Regions from separate parts of the Homo sapiens genome. Here all the other regions are linked to region 1. Evidence: chromatin loops called from intact Hi-C (ENCODE). Cell type or tissue: ascending aorta. All regions are shown on one strand. Region 1 overlaps KCNJ6 (potassium inwardly rectifying channel subfamily J member 6). Region 2 overlaps VPS26C (VPS26 endosomal protein sorting factor C). Region 3 overlaps DYRK1A (dual specificity tyrosine phosphorylation regulated kinase 1A).

Region 1 (8,000 bases):
TCTCAAAAGAAGACATTTATGTGGCTGATGAACATACGAGAAAAGAACTCAACATCACTGGTCATTCAAGAAATGCAAATCCAAAACCACAATGAGATACCATCTCACGCCAGTCAGAATGGTGATTATAAAAAAGTCAAGAAATAACAGATGCTGGCGAGGATGTGGAGAAATAGGAATGTTTTTACACTGTTGGTGGGAATGTAAATTAGTTAATCATTGTGGAAGACAGTCTGACGATTCCTCAAAGACCTAGAACCAGAAATATCATATGACCCAGCAATCGCATTACTGGGTATATACCTAAAGGAATATAAATCATTCTATTACAAAGATACATGCATGCATATGTTCATTGCAGCACTATTCACATAACAAAGACATAGAATCAACCCAAATGCCCACAATGATAGACTGGATAAAGCAAATGTGGTACATATACACCATGGAATACTATACAGCCATAAAAAGGAATGAGATCATGTCCTTTGCAGGGACATGGATGAAGCTGGAATAATGGAAGCCATTATCCTTAGCAAACCAACACAGGAACAGAAAACCAAGCACCACATGTTCTCACTTATAAGTGGAAGCTGAACAATGAGAACACATGGACAGAGCGAGGGGAACAACACACACTCAGGCCTGTCAGGGATGGGGATGGGGAGGGAGAGCATCAAGAAAAACAGTTAATGCTTGCTGGGCTTAGTACCTAGGTGATGGGTTGATAGATGCAGCAAACCACCATGGCACACATTTACCTATGTAACAAACCTGTACATCCTGCACATGTATCCTGGAACTTAAAATATAAAAATAAAAATAAATAAAATTTTCTCTGATCACAAGACTGCAAGGATTAAATTGTTTTCTTCTAGATAGTTATTATAACATAAGCAGAACGCAAATGATCAAAACATAAATATATTAAGTTTTGGTAAATAATTTTTAAGTACAAATAGTAAAATTTTATTAGAATTATGTCTCTTAGGCTGGGCGCAGTGGCTCAAGCCTGTAATCTCAGCACTTTGGGAGGCCGAGGCAGGCAGATCACGAGGTCAGGAGATCGAGACCATCCCAACTAACACGGTGAAACCCCGTCTGTACTAAAAAAAAAAATAGAAAAAATTAGCGGGGCATGGTGGCCGGCGCCTGTAGACCCAGCTACTCAAGAGGCTGAGGCAGGAGAATGGCGTGAACCTGGGAGGCGGAGCTTGCAGTGAGCGAGATCGCGCCACTGCACTCCAGCCTGGGCGACAGAGAGAGACTCCAGTCTCAAAAAAAAAAAAAAAAAAAAAAAAAACTATGTCTCTTAAGGAAATGGGTGGAGCTTCTAATTTTTTTACATGTAGCTATAGATTAATATGACTTACTGGTAGTCTAAGGCAGGATTCAGCATTACTTCTGTTCCAATCTTTATTAGTTTAGATATATGCACTTATGAACATTATTCTCAAAATTACAGAAAAGGGAAGAAATGAGTATTGATGTAGCACATCACTCTGTTCTATGAACCCCTTTGGAGTCATTTGTTATTAAAAATCACGTGCTGATTAATCATGGAAAGTTATTTTAAATTACCCATAAGCTGTTTCCGTTTTGTTAAAAGCAAATAATTAGAACCCACCTATCTTACAAAAGTTACTAGTCATTTGTTACTAGTCATTATAGACAGTCACATTCTCACTTTCAAGGAATTATACCAAAAGGTGGGAGTGGGGAGGGGGTCTTATCAACAGTTATCAAATAACTATTAATCTGTTACTCATAGTTAGAAAAGCCTCTTTTAGCCTGATATCCTGTGAAAATTTCAGAAACATAGAGATAGTATGAATTTCAATAGACCCTTGCAAAAAAAGTTGAATATGGATTTACAATATTCAATTGTATTTTGGCCAAAAGATCATGAAAGTGTTTTCCCTGTAAATGTTGAAGAAACTAAGACACTATCTTACCTCTATCCTATGTGACTTTCTGTCAGAGATGTTCCATCAATCTGCTTAGGTGTGCACATTTTCACTTTCTCAACCTTAAAATCATGCAAATGATCCAACCAAGGCACAGACGGGGACACCGATGGGAGACAGGCCTTACCAAGATTAGCGGTGTCAATTAAGGCCAAACGGGTGCCCTCTGGTGCAGTGCCTGGCCCGCAGTAAGCGTGCTCTCCAACAAGCTCCCTCCAGCCCTGGTGGTGAGCATGACAGCAGCATGCTCTGAACCTCATGGAGAGTCCCAGCACGCCTTCTCCCCATCCCAAATTATTTCTAACACAGGTACGCCAGTGAGGTGTGTGTTTGCTGCCTGGGTGACATGAGCTACCATCGTCTACAAGTCTTTGTTTGGTCCTTATGGGAACAATGCATTCTGTGGCCATAGTAGGGAATGGAAGGGGCAAGGTCATTAAAGGAAAATCAGCATCCCATGTGCTAGCCCACTCTACAACTCAAATGAATTCAGAACCTCACAGCTGGGCCAGAACACCCCACGACCAGTGCTTCCCATTCAGGGTAGAGCATGGGAGAGAAGGAGAGCCCCGAAGCCAGCCTGGGGCACATGATGCCACTATTAGAAGGGTGTCCAACAGCACTGATATTTCTTATCTCTCGCCCCTTTGTCTAGGGCCTTGCACCCTGTGGCAGGAATCCTGGTAAAACATGGCCTTTCTTGGTCAAGTTGGAGGGGACCAGTTGTGAAAGAAAAAAGGAAGAGAGTGTAGGTGTGTGCCCAGGCAGGTGCCTCTTGGGAAAGCTGCCTGGACAGTGAGCTCTGCACGTGAGTCTCACCCAAGCTGCTGTGCCAAGTCCCCAGGAAGTGGGCACACCAAAGCCACCTGAGGTCATGGGGTTAGCACCTGCCCCAGGGCAGCCTCCCTCCAGCATTCCTGCAGCTCTCTGGACTTTGGCATCCTCTTTTGACCTCTGAACACTTCCCTTTCTTTTTAACTTTGTCATGTGCAGCCATCTACATTTCTGAAATATAGCCAGCATTTTAAACATTACAGAGGGAGACAGTTTTCTGAGTTCTCTAGACAGCCATGTTGCCAGAGATGATAGTGATGGGTAGTTTTATAAAAGGTTTTGAATCACTGCTCATTGGAGAGGGCATGAAGAAGCCAAAAGTGGACAAGGTTGAATCCTGAAGCAGCAAACGTTAGAAAGAGTCATATCTATGGAGGCTTCAGGTATCAGGGATGATTGTGGTCCAGGCATTGGGTCAAGGCAAGTCCCACATCAGATGGGGAAATTGAGGCTATAGCCCTGTACCCACTCAGACTCCTGAGTACCCCAGGTCGGGGGGATCTGAGGCAGTGGCTGGAGCCAGCAGCCTGCCCTCCAGCTAGACTGCATTTCTGCTCTTTCCTCTGCCCTTCCCTCTTTTAGTTTTCCGCTCTTCTTTCTCTTTTTCCATTCTCATCTTCTTCTCTGTCACATCTCAGACCTGCCCAAGGAGGGCTGGTAGCATCTGAAGCACTTGGGGTTGCAAAGGACCTGCCATGTGTGAGGGGTTGCCACAGGCCCCTACTCCACCACATCAAGGGCTTTGCTGTCCGCGAGGATGTTCTGAGACATGGGGCTCACCCTGCCTCCCTTGGGTCACACCTTTTGGTGCATGTCCATGACTTATTTGGTGCTCAGTTCGTGGTCAGGAATGCAGCCTCACAGTGACACATCGTTCTTGTGGAACAACATGATCTGATCTGTGATTCAGTTTCCAGGAGTTCCTGGAAAAAAAAGAAAAACAGGGACTGCGTGGAACTCTTCTTCTGGACTCCACCAGGGGCCCTGAGAGCACAGTTTTGACACAGGTGCAGTAAGTTCTTAGCAACTGAAGCCCTTACAAAGTAGCAAAGCATTCCATGCTGGGAAACTTCATTTTAAAAACATCTTGTTTGAGAAACGAGTTAGGAGTGTTCCCAACTTGGCTTCCAGCTAATGTAAACACTGAAAACAAATTAATCATTTGGAGAAAGAGAACAAGGAGTTTAATGTTTTGAAGTGTGGGAGCCAACATTTCCAGATGGACTCTTCATGTGTTGGGGTCAGAAAGGAAAGAGGACCAGCCTGGGCATTGGAGGATCTGGGTAGCCCTGGGCTCCGCTACTGGCCAGCTGAATGGCCTGGGGCAAAGGACCACTGCCTCTGTTTCTTCACCTGCAATAAGAGGAGTGAGGAACGCCCTCTGAAGTCCCTTCCACCCCAGTGAGCCAGCACTCTTGGCCTCAGCGTCCCTTCCCCTCCTGTAAGCGCTGCCTCTGGAGCTTACATTGCCTAGTGTGCACTTGGGAGAGTGAGCAAAGTATCTGGGTATATTTTCTCTTTTCATCTATTCTGCAGACAAGCCAAAAAAGGAAAAAAAGGAAAGAAAAAATCTCTCTGTATCACCACCACCCATTTCTTCGGGGCTTTCTAAATCTATCACAAAGTTGCCTGCTAACATCGCTTAGCCTGCTTGCTGCAACATTCTAGCAAATGAAAAGCTCTTCTCAGATGTTCTGCACTGCAGATATTTCAGGACCCATTTTAAATGGCTGCAAAGCAGCAGAAACTTGACAGAGAAATTCCCCCACGTGGGTAGGCATTTCCAAGAAACCTCAGTTTTCTCATCCAAGCTAAATCGCAATGTCATGCTCGTCTTCAGGGACCAAATACTTCCATCTCTCCATTTAATTCACTGTGCGTTCCTGCTGTATGCTTGAGGTGCTCTGATCTCTTTTATTTTCCACTTAATCTCTAAAATGAATGTCTGAGTCGTGACCACTGTGAAATCAGTTAATTGAGCCCTTACTGCAGTGTTCCCTGCCCCCACCAGGTTAGAAGCAATTCTGTTCCACACAGAATAAAGTAACCTGTAAATATTTGCAGGAATAAGAGCCTCGTTTTAAGAGAAAACCCACAAACTACAAAAATGAATCTTGAAGCCTAAGACCAGCCCTGCAAGGCAAGGCAAGGAAAACCTGGGTGGCCAAAGATCTGAGTTCAAATCCCGACTCACCACTCTACCAGCTTGCAGAACCATCACTGGAAAGACACCGTCGTGAAATACTGATTTCTCAGATGCCGTCTCCCCCAGAAAATTCCCTTCATGGAGCAGGGACTTTTCTAAACCAGAGGGTGGCCTGGGCGGGTCAGTTATGAGAAATTACCACTTTCTCTACTACCTCTTCTCTAAGACCTCACTTAACTGAATTTTCATCAGGAATGATATGGGCAAAATTAGAAGACTGATTTTCACTGAGTCCAGAAAGTGAGGGGCACCCCTCTGGTTTGTTACAGGCACCCAACGATCCCAGCTGAGTCCCCAATCTCTTTGAGAGGAGGGAGAGGAGAGGAAGGGGTCCTAGTGAACCCCTGTCAAGCTGGGAGCAGGCAGCCTCAGTGCTTGTGCTACTAAGGAAGAGCAGGAACTATTTTCTGGGCACACTAGGCAGACCCTCACCTGTCTCAGAATCCCCCGTCCTTATGGCAGAGAAGGTTCCCAGGGCTCCCACTGCTGAGCCTCACCCCAGACCCACCCCTAAGGTTTTCAGGGCCAGAACAAGAGCACAAATGGGGCCCCCAGGACATGCCTCTTCTCTCCCACCCTTATCTCCTGTCTCATCCAGTGAGGGTCATTGGTGACGTGTGTAGGTTCACCCCAACCAGCTCCCCAAGTCCCATCCCCAGCTCTGCAGCCCTGAGCCACCCTTCCATGACTCTAGCCAGCACAGGCCTTGGATCAGGGCCGTTGGAGGAGAGAGTTCCCAGGTCCCAGATACCTGGGGACCGGCTGGGGGTGAGGCAGGGGTTCTGGGTGGACTGGTCCCCTTGGCTTCTCAGACTCCTCACCCTGTGTAGGAAGGCCCATGTGGGTACCAGGGCAGGACACCCTGTCCCCTCCCTCCTCTCCAAGAAGCAACCTCTCTGCATCTTCTAGGACCTCCAATGGCAGAACAGGACAGCGCCATCACTGACATCCCCTGGAACTTTTCTTTGGGTGGGAAGGAAGCACAAGCATCATTGAGTACCCTGGCGCTGGGGTGCCAACTTCTTGGGCCAAAGGACAAGAAAATATCCTCTCATTATAGTCTCTTCCAGCAGAGAGAAGGAAGCATAAACAAAAGCAGCCTCCCCTCCCCAGAGAAGAGAGACAGGAGGCTTGGCCACGTAGAATGTGAATTTCTCTTCCATCCTCAAGTTTTGAGGACAGTGTCCCTGACAGAAGGCAAGCCAAGGGTCTGATCTCCAGCCACCGTCCAGCTCAGGCAGGCCGGGGAAAGGACAAAGATAAGAATCGCCCTTGTGTCCCATGCCAGCCCCAGCCGCTCCAGCTCCAGCTGCACCACCCCTGCAGGGCTGCAGAGCCATGGGGAGGCTGGGAGAGGAGCGGGCAAGGGAGGCTGCTATGCGGCCCACCTCAGAGGTTAGAGTACCACATGTGAGCCTGGGTGGGGGGCCACCATGCTAAAGCTCATCGTCTACCCCACAAACCAACCACTTTGACTCAGCCTGGGTCTGCAGCTGCAGCCCGGGAAGGCCCCAGCAGGGAGAGGAGAGCTGGTGGGGACATCAAGGCAGCCCCTTAGCATTCATGAGGGATCTGAAGCTGGCATGCACAGACCAGGCCTGTGTCTTCTGTGTGAGGAGCTTGTCAAGATTCTGTGGACCCTGAGCACAGCAGGAAGAACCCCCAATGATTGGATGAAAGCACTAGAGCCAGGAGTCAGCATCTCCTGTGCTGCTCAGCAGGGAGAAGGGGTGTGGCCAGCTGATGCCAGCCTGTGGAGCAGGGGTGTATCATTTGGAGAGGGCACAGCAGCATCACGCTGAGTCCAGGCACCATGTCCCATTATCATTGATGTAACGTGTGCATGCCACGTCTGGCAGCACCATGGTGATGCAAAACCCCTAAGTCCATGAGGGTCCAGGAAGGCCCCCCCATGGGCCATGGCCATGTGGTGTCACACGCTCTCTCCTATGCCATCCTCCCAGGGCTGTGTGTGGGAAAGAGAAAAAGAGAGAGAGCAAGAGAGACATAGGGGAAGTTCCACACCCAAGTCCATGGAATGATGTCAGCCAAATACAGAAACAGAAGTGCAAACCCTGACCTCCGTGGCTTCGTCTTGCTCCTCTTCTGCCCCAGGGCTGGCCTCTAGTTATGACCTTTGGGGAAAAATGCTTCCCCATGCATGGGAGTCATGCTGACACAGAGCTCCCTGGTTACCACTAAGAATCAGAGAAGGTCCCTGAGTCAAGCACTGGATTATAAGAAGCCAACTACCAACTGAAACATAACTGAAGATAATTTTATACTTAAATAGGACTTTTCACTTTGCAAAGAATTTTCACATCATTCCCCTTGTCCATTCTACCTTCCTATGTCCTACCTTCTCAAATACATACACACACACACAAGTGCACAGCCTATATAAAAACCCACATAAGACCTGGTATTACTTCTTCCTTAGAAGAAAAAGTCTGTTGAAATTCTTGTAAAGAACAATCAATGAGTTCATTCAGCTTCTTCATAAATAATTTCAGCTTTGATTTGCCTATGATACAATTACTCCAAAAGTAATCTGGCCACTTCTGGGGAGGGTGTTGGTGGAGGAGCTCAGAGGCCCTAGGTATCAATTACCTCTTCATGGTTACACTCTCTCTCTCTCTCTCTCTCTCTCTCTCTCTCTCTCTCTCTCTCTCTCTCTCTCTCTCTCACACACACACACACACACACACACACACACACACACACACACACAAATGTCTAGAGTGTGAAGGCAGTGTATTCTAAGACCATGGCAGGACTAGCTTGGATAGAGCTTGACCCAGGAACTCAAATGATGTCACCAGGACCTTCTCTTCTTCCATCTCCCTGCTCCACTTCCTTTGTGCTGCCTCTGTCTCGGTCCACCTCTCTCTCACATCTTCTCAGGTTCAAGTTTAATGGGAAAGAGCTGTAGTACTTGCCCATAGCTCCCATGAGTTCTGAGAATCACAGTGATTGACTCGGGCCACAGGCCT
Region 2 (8,000 bases), 400 kb after region 1:
TAGTAGTAACTGGCAATAGTTTACAAACACATTTTGTGTATACTGCTGTCATTGCACTGATTACCTTCTGTTGTAGTGACTTTGTTCTATTAGTCCACTCAATTAAAATATTTGGTTTTGTTTATCTTTGTATTCCTGGGCCTGGCAGTACTCACCACTTAATAGGTGCTCAAAAACTTTATTAAATGATGAGTTGAAGCCCTGAAACATTTAAACAAAATGCAGAAGACTGATAATTTTATAAATGCATTGATCAGAAAGGGGAAACTATGGTATTGTAGGCACATTATGGATTTTGCTTCGTAATTATAAATAATATTCTAGGTATCAATTTCAGACAGATGTTGATAAGATTTATTCTTATTTTGACATAGCCCCAGAGCTACACATTGCACCCACCATTACTTGTATTTGCTTTAAAATAGTCATTCTTAAGATCATGATTCAAATAAATTGGGAGTAGAGATTCCAGAATTCCTATAAATATGGTTTTCTCTCTGATTCAGGAATGGAATATAATAGAAAATTGTCCAAGGTTTGATTTTCCAGGGTCTTCATCCCAGTTCCTGTGGCTCAGCGTGAATATAGACCCTTTCTCCAAGCTTGCAGCATTGCTGTTGGGGCACCTTCTCCCTAAGCATCCTTCCACTTGGGTAGAAAACTTCTTTTTTTAAGTATTTTATTAAGATAGAGATGAAATCACGCTATGTTGCCCAGGTCGGTCTCAAACTCCTGGCCTCAAGCAATCCTCCTGCCTTGGCCTGACAAAAGTGTTGGGATTACAGGCATGAGCCACCACACCTGGCCTAAAAACTTGACTTCTGTTTCCAAAGACCCATGGGTGATATGAGATAATCAGGAATTGTGTTAAACATTCCCTAATTCCCTACTTCCAGTGAAAGATTAAATTTCCCATGGAAACACCTAACTAATACTGTTTTATAACTAGGTAGACTAGGATAGCCTTTTCCAGCTCACAGAGTGCTTTAATCCTCCATATACTGTTAAGAGGTAGCGTTTTCTCCGTTTTGTGGTTCAGAAGACTGAGGCCCAGAGAATTCAGGGACATGCCAGGGGGACTGATGATAGCAAATATTTGAAGTTGCATCTTTTTATTCCTAAATCCAGGATTCTTTGTGCCTTCTCTGGGTCTTAATTCTCATCTGTAGAATGGAGATGATACCTACTCAAAGGTTGTATTTTAAAAATTAAATGAGATAGTGTTTTAAGACACTTATCCTAGCTTCCAACACCTCGTGGGGGCCGCAGTAATAGGTGGTGGCATTGTCATGTTCTTTTCCACGCTCCGAAGTCTGTTCACCCTTAGAATTGCCCTTTGTATGCCACAATGCTAGTTACGTTAGTACACCCTCCAAATGGCATAATGAGTGCTTGTCAGATGCTTCACAGATTGTCAAATATGTGCCCACTGTCTATGTCTGCTTGGAGGAAGGAGAGTCAGTGACCAAGGAGAACATACGGAGGTGACGGCGATTTTGGCCGTGAGAGCCAAGTGTGATTTTGGTGTTGCTGCAACTCCTTTGCTTAGTGCAGCAGATGTGTTCTTGATCAAAAAGTTGGACTCAAATGCACTGTAAATTACTTTGTGTCTTGGAACGCTGTAGGGGAGCTTATTGGTTAGAAAAATCCTGCAGTAAATCTTTCTGTAGTGTAAATATAATTCATTTGTTTTTATAAATCCAGAATGTTTTACATTCTTAAATTCTGGCACATGTACTCATGAAAATGACATTGTTAAATATTATGGTTGTGAAAAACATAAATAAGAGATTTACTCCCCAGCATAGCCAGGTTACAGTGAGAAGAAATTTATACACTGTGGACTGAGTACTGTTACCTTAAGAACCTCAATACTACCTTAATTGGGCATGCCCGTAATTTCTTATGAAAAAAAAAGGAGAAACCCTATACATAACAGTTCATTATTATGAAGAAAAATTGCAAAGCTAAAATGCTAGTTTTTTTGTTTTTTTTTTTAAGCTTAAATATTCTACTTTAACCTGCTGGATTCTTAGTAAATGAATGATCAGTTGTAACAGTGAATGCTTGTTGTAAGGACTTAGGGTATAAAAATTTAAATCTCTGAGCCAGAAGAGATCTTAAGGTAATTTTGAGAGGTATGAACCTTTTAGGAATACAGTCATCCAAACTTTAAGTAGGTCTCTTCTTCTGCCAATAACCTAATACTCCTGAAAAAGCTTGTCTGTTAAATCATAACCTAAACTCTTATATAATGCATAAGAAGCATTTTCAGAATTATCCGAGATTGTCTGAAAACTGGGATGCGATCAAAAGTGTTCATGTAGTTCTCCACTTGGTGTTTGTTGCTGCAAATCTTGTACCAGCCTGCGCCTGAGCATGGTAAAGCCTGCTTGACCACCGCGGCGTGTTTCGATACTGGACAGGTCTCAGCCTGCTTTGCACACACTTCACCCCCTGCAAGCTGCTTGCTAGATCTCCCTCGGCCACGGTGGTGGGCTTTTCCTCTGCCTCCTCCTAATGCCGAGTCCCCGGTGCAGACTCGCCTCCGTTATGTCATCTAGGAGTCTACTCCGTGTCGCCAGCCATGCCCTCTCTTAGGCCCGAAACCTGCAGCCTACACCTTCTGCCTGTTAACAAAGGAAGAAAAAAGGAGAAAACTTTATTTTCCAGGTAACAATATGTAGACTGAGGACACGTAGCTTCCAGGAAAACGAAAGCACGGAAGCCTGGGGTCCCCACCGCGCGTTCATCAGGTTCGGGGCGCTGGGAATGCCCGGCGCATGCGCAGAGGTAACACGTCACATCGCATGTTCCTTTTGGCGCCAGGTTTTAACACTGAAAAGAGGGGTTGCGGCTGTGTCGAAAGGTGAATGGCAGGGCACGGAGACGCTTTGTGTGCGCAGTCTCTGTGAAACGGCTGCAACCGGCCTGGGAACTGCAGCGCGGATCAGGAAAGGTTGTTTGCAAGGTGCCTCCTGCGCAATCGGTGCTGCTGCCGGACGCCGGGGCGGAGGCGCCCGGGTCAGTGGCACTCACTGAAGTCACTGGGCAACGTTTTCCTAGAACGGGTTTCTGCTGGCTGCAGGCAGATCTCACGGCAGTTAACCTCGTAGTGTGAGCAGTATGGGGTTATGTGAGCAACCCTTCCCCCTGCTGTGGCCGCTTAGTCTCTTCACGAGGGTCTCATCTCCGCCACACACTGGCCAGCTGGGGCCGCGGGTACCATGTGCAGCGCAGCGCAGGCTGGTGGGCGCTGCCGGCTGGTGGGCGCTGCATGGTGCTTCACTGTCCCCTGCCTCGTGGCCCCGCTCCCCGCTTGGTGCCCCACCCGGAGGCAGCAGAGCCCATCGTTCTGTCTGGACTGTTTCCAATCCAGCTAACGCCGACTTTCCTTTCCGCCGGTCCCTTGCTGCCCCTTTGTCCCCGTCCTCCCACGCCTCTGGTACCCTCGCTCCCCACCCCTTTCCCTCCCCTCCAGTCCTTTCTTCCGCCCGTGCTTGGGGCTGACCATGAGCAAGGCAGGGTTGTGAAAAGCTGGAAGGGGAAGCCAGCTTGCCATTTGCTTTCTGCTTTCATTTCAACCACACTGGAGTTTGTGACGCCCTAACACTCCCCATTTCACGCGTTCCTTTTTTCATCAGGTCGTTGTTATACAGACAGGCAGTGCTTTTACTGCATGTGGCTACACCCCCACCCCAACCCAGTTACTTTTCTAGGTTTAAGCTTCCGTTCAGAAAACAAACTGACTTGTTAGCCATCGGCTAGGTGGGCTGACCTGCGTCCCCTCCCCGAGAGCACACAGGCCAGACGCTTCGGAAGAGCGTGGTCCACACGTCACCTGCGAACAGGGACTCGCCCACGAGAAGCCGCTACGGCCTCAGAGGGAACCTTGCCTGTTTGCCTGTCCAGAGCGCAGGGAGAGGTCAGTTGACCTCAGATCCTGATCCTTTTTTACTTTTTCCAGAACATTTTCTAGATCAGTTGTTTACAGACCTCATTTTGGGAAACCGCACTTCCTATTTTTACATATATTTGCTTTTTTTTGTTTGTTTTTTTGTGTTTTGTTTTTTTGAGACAGAGCCTCACTCTGTCACCCAGGCTGGAGTGCAGTGGTACAGTCTCAGCTCACTGCAGCCTCCACCTCCCAGGCTCAAGCGATTCTCCTGCCTCAGCCTCCCGAGTAGCTGGGATTACAGGTGCGTGCTACCACGCTTGGCTAATTTTTTATTTGTAGAGACAGGGTTTCTGCATGTTGCCCAGGCTGGTCTCAAACCCCTGGGCTCAAGCGATCTTCTGGTCTCAGCCTCCCAACCACCATGCCCAACTCCATATTTACATTTTTAAATTATAAAATGGTAAAACTTTATTATCAGGAATAAAAGAAAAAAGTATGTCATACAAACGCAAATATGTAAAGATGTAATTTTTGTAAAGTACTTCTTCTTGTCCTCTAACTTAGCTACACAGAACACTTTATGGACATGTTTACATGGTGAGCAGCCATGAAAAAGACTGCCTGGGCTTTTTACTCTCTGTAATAGAGAGCTTGTGCCGTCACTTGTTGGCAGAAAACAAATCCAGGCTCAGAGAAATAGTGCCTTTCCAAGGTGATAGAAAATAGATTTTACCTTTCATCTGGTAAGTTACAAATGGTTGTTTCCTTATAAATAAGTCAATAAAATGAACATCGTTTAGCATAAAGATTTTCCAAAAAAGCAATGAAACCCTTTTATTAAATGAAGTCTTATATAAAATTCTAATGTCAATTTTAATAATACATATTAAAATACTTTATTTTATAAACAGATAAAAGCAGAGCTGTTCTACTTTAAGTGAGAATATCTATTTCCTCCCTCCCTTCCCTGACTCTTCCTCACATCCCAAAGTGGCTGCTGAGGTGTCTTCACAGGCCTACGGCCAGTGGTTCTCTTGTAAAGTATTAGTTATAGGATGTTGTGACTAGCAAGAGGCAACAAAGTTGAAGTTTTTTCATGCCAACCCATTTAATTTGGTCCTGTGTCAAAACTTACAAGTTCTGTTAGCTTTCAGATATAATACAGTGCCTAGGGCCGGGCACGGTGGCTCATGCCTGTAATCCCAGCACTTTGGGAGGCCGAGGCAGGCAGATCACCTGAGGTCAGGAGTTCAAGACCATCCTGAACAACATGAAGAAACCCTGTCTCTACTAAAAATACAAAAATTAGCCTAGTGTGGTGGCGGGCACCTGTAATCCCAGCTACTCAGGAGGCTGAGGCAGGAGAATCACTTGAACCTGGGAGGCGGAGGTTATAGTGAGCTGAGATTGCACCACTGCACTCCAGCCTCTATCTAAAAAAAAAAAAAAAAAAAAATGCAGTGCATAGAATGAGGCTTTAAATATTTTGCCTTTATTTACTGGAGCATTTAAGCCAAAAAGGTACAGACCCACCAGTTTACTGACTATCCTTTGATAGTTTCTGCCATTTTCCTCCTGGAGAATTTACTCAGCTGGGGCTCTTGGACTAGCAGTCTCAGCAAAAGCTGGTGGGCTCTGGAGACCTTCACTGTTGTCCTACTTACTTGTCCTGGGAACTTGAGCTGGGAAGGACAACATGAGATTGTGGCCCTTTTGCTTCTGATAGGAACAAGCTGTCCTGACCCTGGATTACTGATGCTCAGACAGAATTGACCTCTGGGTAGCTGTGAGGGTTACACCTGCTGTGTGTGCTCTGATCCGTTGGGCAGGTCTCTGGTGGCCAGTAGCATTGGCTCACATGCTTTCCAGTGATGGTCGCGGTCCCTTCATCCTCACTACCGTTCCCCCATGACAGTGTCTTATTTACGTTTATGGTTTTACTGTCACATGCCAGGCATGATTTCAGCCCAAAATTAGCTCTTCCTTTGTTTTATCAGAAAGAATTATTTAAGACAATTTCTCTAAAACCCAAATCTTCACCTTTGGGAAAGGAGCAGCAAGCAGTCCTGTCAATGGAAAATTAGGAACCGATGGGCAGAAATCCCATTCTTCAGTAATCATCAGGAAAAAAACTAAGCTTTTTCTAATCTAAAAAAAATACAGTCATGATAGTTTGACCGTGTGTTTCAGATTTTAAAAAACCATTTTGTAAATTGAAAATATATATTTTTACTTGCTAAGAAAATGCAACTAATACAAAAGAATGTCTTCTGCCCCTTCTCCTCTGCTGCCCCATGAACAGTGCCCAGAATTAACCACATGACATTCTCTGCATCTCACAGTAGTTTCATAGAGCAGCCTTAGGTGATCTGTCCCCAGAGCCTACCCTGGATTAACCTGAAGCAGAGACCCTGTTCCGTACTGCTTAATTAACACGTGATCTACCCTACAGTGCTCTTTTTGCTGAGCTCTTTTTTTCTTTTCTTTTATTTATTTTTTTTTTCTAGACAGAGTTTTGCTCTTGTCACCCAGGCAGAATGCAATGTCTCAGCTCACTGCAGCCTCTGCCTCCTGGTTCAAGCAATTCTCCTGCCGCAGCCTCCCAAGTAGCTGGGATTACAGGTGCCCGCCACCATGCCTGGCTATTTTTTGTATTTTTAGTAGAGATGGGGTTTCATCATGCTGGCCAGGCTGGTCTTGAACTTGTGACCTTAGGTGATTCCCCTGCCCCAGCCTCCCAAAGTGCTGGGATTACAGGCGTGAGCCACCGCACCCAGCCTGAGCTCTTTCTTTCTTTACTTACTTGTTTTAGAGATGGGGTCTTGCACTGTTACGCAGGCTGGAGCACAGTGGCACAATCATAGCTCACTGCAGCCTTAAACTCCTGGTTTCAGGTGATCCTCCCATCCTAGCCTCCCAAAGTGGGTTGGGATTACAGTGCGAGCCACCCCACCTAACCGTGCTCTTGCTTTCTAACAAGGGCCCTTTAGGCTGTTAGCCTCATTTGCTGCTAGACTCATCTCTTGTCCTCTACTCTGAAGTTTGCCTGCATCCTGGCTTGGATTTGAATGCTGCACTATCGTGATTCATACATGATTTCACTCTGGGATTTCAATCTGCTGGCTCTTTGGTTGTTCATATATAAGTGTGGGCTGGCTCTACAGAGCATTTTCTTTGGCGGACTCCCTGTGTTCCACGGTCATTACTTTGGCCTGTAATTATGCCAATTCCAGGCTCCTTTGTAATTGGAGCCCTCCTAAATGTTTGGTTTATAGTCTGGAGTCTTTACATGCACTTATGCCAGTAGTTCCAAACGAATGTCAACTTTGTAAACCTACAAGTTGGAATGTTATTTCTTGAATAGTCCTTATCCGAAATGCTTGGGACTAGAGGTGTTTTGGATTTTGGAATTTTTTCAGATTTGGAGTATTTGTAGATATTTAATGGTTGAGCATCCCTAATCCAAAAATCCAGAATCCGAAATGCTCCAGTGAGGGTCTTCTTTGAATGTCATGTCAGTGCCCAGAAAGCTTTGGACTTTGGAACGTTTCAGATTTCAGATTTTCAGACTAGGGATGCTCCATCCTATTGAAATCTGAAATCAGGTAGTCTCTATTAACATAATTTTGTTAATATGTGCTATCTAACTCCTGAAGCCACGCAACACACCATGATTAGAATTTAATACTCTGCTGCTAAAGATCCTGCATATACTTACTTTTATTAATGTTTACTTTTTATGAATAGTATTTTTCCCTTTCTTTTAAACTTTTGTTCAGTGGCTTCAGTTTCTTTTCCAGGCTCTCAAGAAAGTTTCAGATTTTGAAGTTTCACATCACACTATTGGACAGTATGCTTTTTGTCAGCCCATTTTACTTAGTATTGACGCCTGTGTGTATACTATACCATACGTAGAAGGAACCAGCTATGTTTTACCATGTTGGTTCTGCCCCAGAATGTGATACTAAAACATAAGCCCCCAGAGCATGGGCTTCACCTGTTGTGTTCCCTGCCATGTCCAAGTGCCTAAAACAGTGTCTGATACAGCAAGCATGCCAAAAAAGTTGTCAAATGATGGTATTATTTCTCTATATTGGCAGCA
Region 3 (8,000 bases), 200 kb after region 1:
ATTAACAAAGTTTCCTTCTACTGCTAGTTTTCTAAGACCTTTTCCTCATGAATAGATGCTGACTTTTATTAAATGCTCTTTCTGTATCTACTGAAATGAGATGACCTTTCTGATTTACTCTGTTGATGTGGTGAATGACGCTGATTGATTTTTGAAATGATAAACGACTTTCCTTGAGCCAAGCATGGTGGTTCCCACCAGTAATCCCAGCAATCTGGAGGCCAAGGTGGGAAAATCACTTGAGCCCAGGAGTTTGAGACCAGCCTAGACAACATAGTGAGACCCCATCTCTACAAAAAAATTAAAACATTAGTAGGGTGTGGTGGCACATGCCTATGGTCCCAGTTACTCAGGAGGCTGAGGTTAGAGGATCACCTGGGCCCAGGAGGAGGAGGGTGCAGTGAGCCATGATTGCACCACTTGCACTCTAGCCCAGGGCAAGATCCTGTGAAAACAAACAAAAAAAGATTTTCCATTTCTGGAATGCGATTTGGTCATGATTTTATGCGTGTGTGGTAGATTCACTGGTGAAACCTTCTGGACCAGGAGTTTTGCTTGTGGATAGTTTCCGTTTTTTTGTTTTGTTTTTTTTTTTTTTTCTTTTGTAAATCCCAAAGACTTCAAAACTAGTGGGTAGCTCTTTCCACTAAGGATCATGTTTAATAGGACTATTCAGATTTTCTATTTTCTGCTGTGTCTGTTAAGTTGTAGTTTTCTAATAGTATAACTTCATCTAAATTTCAAATGGACTGACATCAAGTTTTTATAATATCTTCTCATAAGCTTTTGTGATATCCTCTTCACCTCAACATTGGTTAATGAGGTCTTCTCTTTCTTCATGGTCCGCCTCATCAAAGGTTTAATTTTATTAAGTATGCTGTCTTATATAGGTATTTTTTTTTAAATTTTGGTCTCATCTTGTTCTATCAGTTACCAACAACAATGTATTAAAAATCTCCTACTTAAAGTGTTATACTGGATAATACAAATTCAGGGTTGTTATGCCTTCCTGATGAATAATACCTTTTATCATCATAAACTGCCCTCTTTATTTCTAGTAAAGCTTTTTGCTTTATCTGTTATCAGTCTGACTACACCAAGCCTTCTCTGCATCAATTTTTGTATGGTATGTCTTTTGTCCATCTTTTTACCTTTACCTTCTTCTGTTTCCTTGTATTTTAGGTTTATCTCTTGTAAAGAGTATGTGGTTGAGCTGTATCTATAAATGAACACTAACAATCTATTTGTTCCAACTGTTTTATGTTCCTTTTCCTTTCTTATCTTTTGCTGGAATTTTTTATATCATCTCCCCATATTTTTATTTTTTAGTTACCTTATATATTACAATATTACAAAAGATTATGCATCCTTGACTAATCAAAATCTAATTACTCCCTAAACTCATCCACTATGTTGATTTCTGTTTTAATTCTGTTGCTCTCTCATCCATACACATATGTGTGTATATCTACTGTATTCACAAGACATCCAAATGACCATCCAGCATGGATAGAATCAGACTGAAAGATGCATCTGGAAGGAAAGATGGGTAATTCTGTGACATCCAGATAGCTATGAAAGAATTACAAAGAAACAGGTAGTTCCCTTGATTACTGCTGTTATCACTACCCTCCTGAAATACTTGTTTCATTTTTTGAATCTAGATTGAGTGAATTATATGCATTAAATTCAACAAGCACTTACTGAGGGGCTGCATCAGCACTGTCTTGCGGAGGTGACAATGCCATTCATAATCTGTAACAGCACTTCTTGGACTTTAATGTGCCTGCAAATTGTTTTTCAATCTTTTTAAAAATGACGGTTCTGATTCAGTAGAGCTTGAAAGTCAACATTTCCTTTTTTTTTTCTGAGACAGAGTCTTGCGCTGTTACCCAGGCTGGAGGGCAGTGGTGCACTCTTGGCTCACTGCCACCTTTGTCTCCTAGGGTCAAGCAATTCTCCTGCCTCAGCCTCCCAACTAGCTGGGATTACAGGCACCCGCCACCACCCATAGCTAATTTTTGTATTTTTAGTAGAGACAGAGTTTCACCATGTTGGCCAGGCTGGTCTTGAACTCCTGACCTCAGGTGATCCACTCACTTTGGCCTCCCAAAGTGCTAGGATTACAGGCATGAGCCACCATGCCTGGCCAAGGGTCAACATTTCTAACAAGTCATCAGATGATGCCAATACTATTTTGAAAAGCATTGGTCACCTTAATAAAAGAAAGCTGTTCTCCAACTAATTCAAGTAGTGGATAATCCAAAAATAAGTTATAGTCTATCTAAACAATACACTAGAGGGTTTTTTTTCCCCAATAGATTTACTTTTCTAGTTATAAAGTTGAAACTTTTTTTAGGGAGAATAATACACATTCCCATGCATAACGGTGATATGCTAGGTGACAAAGAATCTGATGTTCTTTTTGGAATTTGCTGTGGATGATCTGAATGTGAATTGGCAAGAAAAAACTTTTTCACTTCTGGTACCTTTTTAGCTATGTATTATAACACCTATCATAACTAGTTAGTGACATTATCAGTTATTTAGTGAAAGTGAAGAAAGATTAAGCCACCAGTACAGGAGGACTGCTGGTAAACATGGTATATAAACGAGGTGTGCTTGCCACATGCTCATTGTCTCCTTTCTTAACTCGACTGCTGTGTATGAAATTCAGAATAAACCTAAGTTTAATTTCCTCCTGCAACACCAAAAAGTATTTAAGTTATCCATTCATTCATTCCTTTCCTATGATAAGATTCCAAGGGGACAAAACTAATATGCGTATTTCTAGTTAACCTGATTTCATAATTAAGCAAATTACCCATGTTTTTACTCTTAAGTTTCTATCTTCCTAAAATTTTAATGCAAATGTTAATGGAAAAAATGACTCAGTTCATCCTGTAACAGGGATGATCATATAAAGTATTATGCGGAACCATATGAAACTGCTGATAGATTTCTGACTACCCTTGGCTTACAAAAACAGTAATTTCATATGGTTCAACCTACTATCTACCGTATTATATAATCTTTATTCAACTCAGTATAATAATATCTTAGCTTAAGAATGTATCACAATACATGTTTTAACATCAGATAATGTTATAATTTAATGATGAACTTAACAAATAATTCAAAGCTATCTAAAATCATCATTTGGAGTGCAGTTCCAAAGTATTTTCAACTGCTGTCAAACAGTATGGAAAGCATGTTGGAGAAAATCATGCATGTGGAGTTCTGTCTTTACGTGCTTCTGAACTGTATGGATCATTTTTACCATGAGCATGTTTCTGTAACTTTGCTAAACTTGGGAAAAATTCAATATTTTACTAAAAGAAAAATGAAGCAGCTTTCTTACTTCAGCCACGTTACTATGTTCTAGCAAGGAACTATAATAACTAGAGACCATATTACCAGTATGGATCAGCACTGATTCTACAGAGAAATATTTCATAAACAACACATCTCAAAGACTGGGACATAAGATTCAAAAAGATAGTGGTAAACACAGAGGAAACAGCAAATACAAAAAGCATGAGAAAAGACCCTAAGTTTAAAAACAAAAAAGTAAAAATAACAAGTATCAGAAGCCATCATCTCTGATACATAACCCACACGTAGCTCTACTTGTAGATCTGAATGTTATTCTTACCTAACCTGAATTTCTTTGTTAGTAATGTGTTAACAGGGGACCATTCCTGTGACAGTATTAATTGATAGTAGATTTTAAAGAGAAACAGTTAAATCAAAGAACAATATTAAAGAACAAAAAGTAAATGAAAATAATTTAATTAAAACTATAGCATCTAAATGTGGAAACTTATGAGGCTGAGGTTCTAAGACAGAATCCACTAAGAAATGAGGAGGGCAACCAAGCTTATGTGGGCAAAAACCCACGAGGTCCCTAGCAACAAGGCACATCCAAAATGAATTGCACCTCTAATGATGGCCGGAAATAAAGGCACATGATTAAGAGGGTAAGTGAACGAAAGTCCATGAGTAAGCTTTGTTCACGATTTTATCATCAGCACCAAGAACAGTGCCTGGCACATGGCCTGCATTCAATAAATATCTGTGCAATAAAGGAATGAACTGAATCCATCAGGAATATTTAGACTGTGAAGAAATCATTGAGAGAGGGAGGGAGGGGACTGCACGGGAGGTAAGGATGAATGTAGTATTTTTTAAATGAGGGGTTCTTGAATCAAAAGCAGAGAAAAGTCTTATAGCACAGGCTACAGCTATTGCTCAGTCAACTGCTCTTACTCATTTTTATATCCCAAGCACACAGTGCAGTGCCTGGCTCCACAGAAGGTGTTAAATAAATATATATTAAAGTGAAAGTAAGCAATGACTGTGACTATGCAAAAAGTCTAATGATAAGGACTATTTAGTAACAGTGAGCCAATAAGAACAAATGAACTGCTTTCTTATTACCCTCTAGTGGCCAATATGTGTTACTACAGGATACACACACACACACACACACACACACACACGTGCCAACATTAAACACACACACACACACATGCACACACAAGCTTGTCAACCCACTAGCCAAAAGAGCATACTCAATTATCTAGAAACACAATGAAATTGCTCATATAAGACGTAAATAAAATCTCAGGTTTTTCAGCATGAAAGATTAACTGAATCTATATATTAAAATTGTTAGTAACAATGGGTTATGGATAAAAACATGTTACCCTTAGGAATTTGTATTATCAGATTTCCACTTATGACCTTTGTAGAGTACCTGGTACCAGACTCCCTCATTCATCATAAACAACTAAAGAACTAGTCAAAACATACGAAATAACCGTTTTCAAACACTGGACAACAGGCAGTGCAGAATCGTGATGACTGAAAAAAGAAATCACTCTTGGTGAGCCCTACAATCCCCCTGGTTTCCTATCTAGAGGCACTTTCCAGGGTACAATATAGGAAGGGGGAGCCCAAACAGAACACAGCAATCTCACTGTGCTGCAGAGACAGAAGGAAGAGTTCAAGGCCACTGAATTGGCTGGAATTTGTGCAGCAGGTAACAAAAAGAGAAGGAGCTCCATCAATCCGTACATAGGGTTCTCCTTGACTCTTTGGCCAAATGCTAAGCTGCACAAGCACTGGGAGAAGGACCATGAAGCCAGGCACAGAACAACTACCAGGGAACTGTGAACTGAATAACTACTAAAATTCACACAAGACTGTAAGACATTGAGTGTTCAAACAGGCTACAGTGGAGAAACCCACAGACATTCAACAGAGACCCCAGAAAATCCACATTTAGGGCTAGGGCTAATCCAGCCCTACAGTAAAGGCTGGCCCCTGTTCTAACAGAGACTGAAACAAACCTCAAAGGATCAAGATGGTCTGCAAGTGAATTAACAGCCTGCCAGGACGACATTCAACACTCTTTAAAGAGAACAACAAAATCCAAACACTCACGGGCCAGCATTCCTCATCCCCATAGCCAGCCCAATTCACTAGGCACAGCAAGAAGCAAGAAAATGTGGTCTGTATTCGGGAGGAAAAAATCCATTTAAGACTCAGAAATGACAGAAAGAGTGAAGTTAGCAGACCAAAACCACTATTATGAATGTTTTAAAATATAAAGGAAAACATGGACAAAATAAGGGAATAGTGAATCTTAATAGAGAAATAGAATCTACGAAAAGGAACTAAATGGAAATTCTAAAAATGAGAAACAAAATAACTCAAATGAAAAATTCACTGAACGGACCTAATAGCAGTTCAGACACCGCAGAAGAAAAGATAAGTGAATGGAAAAACAAAGCAATATAAATTAACCAAACTGAAAACAAGTTTAAAAAAAAAAAAAAAAGGAAAAAGTCACACAAAAATCACACTGAGGCAACTCAACCAAACTGCTGAAAACCAATGATGAAGAAAAAAATTGTAAAAGCAGCCAGAGACAAAAACACCTGTTTCCATATAGGGGAGTCACCACTTTCTCACCAGAAACCATGTGCACCGCCAGAAGAAAATAAAACATCTTTAAATGATGAAAATAAAAAAGACCTTTAACCTACAAATCTATATCCGGTGAGAACACCCTTCAAAAACGAAGGCAAAATACTTTTTCAGACCCATGAAAGTGAAAGAATTTGTCAACAGTAGATCCGCCCTCAAAAAATGTTCACACAAGTTCACAGAAGGAAAATGATTCCAGACAGAAACTGAGATTCACACAAAGGAATAAAGAGCACCAGAAATGTAAATATGTATGTAGATAAATATAAAAGACATTTTTTCTTAATATTTTTGAAAGCCAACTGACTGTTCAAAGCAAAAATAACATTGTGGAGTTTATTACATATAAATAAAACAATCACAGCACAAAGGACAGGAGAAATAAATGTAAGTATTCGGTTGGTGTAAAAGTAGTTGTGGTTTTGCCATTTTATTATAACTTAGATAATTTAAATAAATGTATAACTTAAATAAAATGAAATACTACCTATATTTGAAAATCAAAAATAATCATCTTAAAACTTTAAGACTAATATGCAGATGTGTGCTTTTCATTCATTCTGTATTTAACAAGCACGTATCATTTTTTAGGAACTGTACTATCCTCAACAACTAAATAACAGAAAATCTTACTTAACCCTACAGTAAAAGGGCCCTTACCACTCTTGATTACAAAAGGTAAGCCAAATTCTTACAGCTGAAATAGGAGGCCAAGGATTTATTTTTGGTAATACCATCTGGAAGACAGAAAAGATTAAAATAGTAATCCAACATATAGCTGCTGGATTCCATAAATTATCATATTGTACAGAGGATAACATATAATATGGGTAAATTTATATTTTCTTTAATATCCTAAAGTTATAAAATATTTTAAATAATAAGAATGAATAAAGCAGATAATACCACCTAGTACTAAGTTATTGGCAGTCATGAAAATTCCAGGTAGAGAAATAGTTTTTCTTGTAGTGCCCATAAATTTTAAATTAATAATCAGTAATGAAACCTATTTAAATTAAAATTCTTCCCTACTTAGTACAAAACAAGGTATTGAGCAGTCTTTGAGCCCTTAATTAAATCTAGGAATGAGCGTAGGGACGTTTGGAAACAAAAGACAGGTAAACAAAGACACGCAATGTCTCAAGACAAAGTCTGGAGGTGAAATTAAACCTTTTTAGACAAGTCCAACCACTTAATGAAAAGAATGAAGACCGGTGGTTCTCTAACTTTGACTGGAGGCTAGTGGCTAACAGTGGATTAGAGGCCAAAGTCTCCCTCATAGCGCAGTAACATTTCTGAGATGTGAACGCCGCAAGACTCCCCCACCCCTTTTGTTCGCTACTGCCTCCCCATGGCTTAAAACAGCAGAAGCTCTCTAAGTATCTGCTGCCTGACTTAATAATACAAAAAGAGCACAGACAAATCAATCTGCCATTAGGAGATTTTTAAAATGTCAACAGGAAACAAAAGATTCTCAACATGTTGCAATAAATAAAACATACAATCTGCCGAATTTTAGGTATTAACTGACAATTGATTTTAAATGACTGCAAAAAAAATCTTTTGAAACATTAAAAACTAACACTTTACCAAAAAAAAAAAATCCATGCTAAAGAAAGCAACAAATCTAACATAGCAACTGAAATAATGGTCGCTTATACAAAATACTCACAAACATGTTTAAGTTTGAGCAAATGCAATTTAAAAAGTTTATCTTCATGACTATGGCTGCAGGATCCTTCCTGACTTAATTGGCACTTGACCTAATGCTCCCAAATATTTATGAATATATATATTTTTAATTTGCATACAAGTATTCTCAAGCCCACTCACTCCAGTCCTTTGCGGGAAAAAAACGAAACTTATTTCTGATCAAAGTTTAATTTTAGATGACTCACTGGACAGCCCTGCAGAGACACAGAGAAGAATGCCTTTTAGGCTAGCAGAATCCATATAACAACACAAGAAACAACAAACCAGATGACAGCTGCTGAAGCAGCCCTGTC

What was found. Peaks named below come from ENCODE experiments on the same cell type or tissue, not always from the same donor. Only the 100,000 strongest peaks of a DNase experiment are listed, where the experiment ranks them.
Region 2: a loop joins it to region 1, with 7 times the contacts of the local background. A loop is called at or near these places in 4 of 110 quality-filtered maps.
Region 3: a loop joins it to region 1, with 3 times the contacts of the local background. A loop is called at or near these places in 4 of 110 quality-filtered maps.

The regions. Positions count from the first base shown.
Region 1 is chr21:37,654,918-37,662,917 of GRCh38, reverse strand. All of the region lies in intron 3 of KCNJ6 (potassium inwardly rectifying channel subfamily J member 6), which reads left to right. The region is part of intron 1 of KCNJ6-AS1 (KCNJ6 antisense RNA 1); the gene reads right to left. Among named protein-coding and RNA genes, the nearest start is that of KCNJ6-AS1, 140 kb to the right of the region's middle. In ascending aorta, a CTCF peak has its summit at 3,790; DNase peaks (open chromatin) are centred at 3,737 and 4,168; H3K4me3 peaks cover 997 bases; H3K27ac peaks cover 1,457 bases.
Region 2 is chr21:37,253,206-37,261,205 of GRCh38, reverse strand. All of the region lies in intron 1 of VPS26C (VPS26 endosomal protein sorting factor C), which reads left to right. Among named protein-coding and RNA genes, the nearest start is that of VPS26C, 10 kb to the left of the region's middle. RefSeq lists enhancers at 2,547-3,139, 3,128-3,407, 3,140-3,732, 3,818-3,917. In ascending aorta, no CTCF peak of the experiment used is centred here; DNase peaks (open chromatin) are centred at 2,810, 3,012 and 3,488; H3K4me3 peaks cover 2,129 bases; H3K27ac peaks cover 1,616 bases.
Region 3 is chr21:37,459,706-37,467,705 of GRCh38, reverse strand. All of the region lies in intron 2 of DYRK1A (dual specificity tyrosine phosphorylation regulated kinase 1A), which reads right to left. Among named protein-coding and RNA genes, the nearest start is that of KCNJ6-AS1, 55 kb to the left of the region's middle. RefSeq lists a silencer at 4,398-4,447. In ascending aorta, a CTCF peak has its summit at 4,428 (motif pointing left); a DNase peak (open chromatin) is centred at 4,033; H3K4me3 peaks cover 454 bases; H3K27ac peaks cover 546 bases.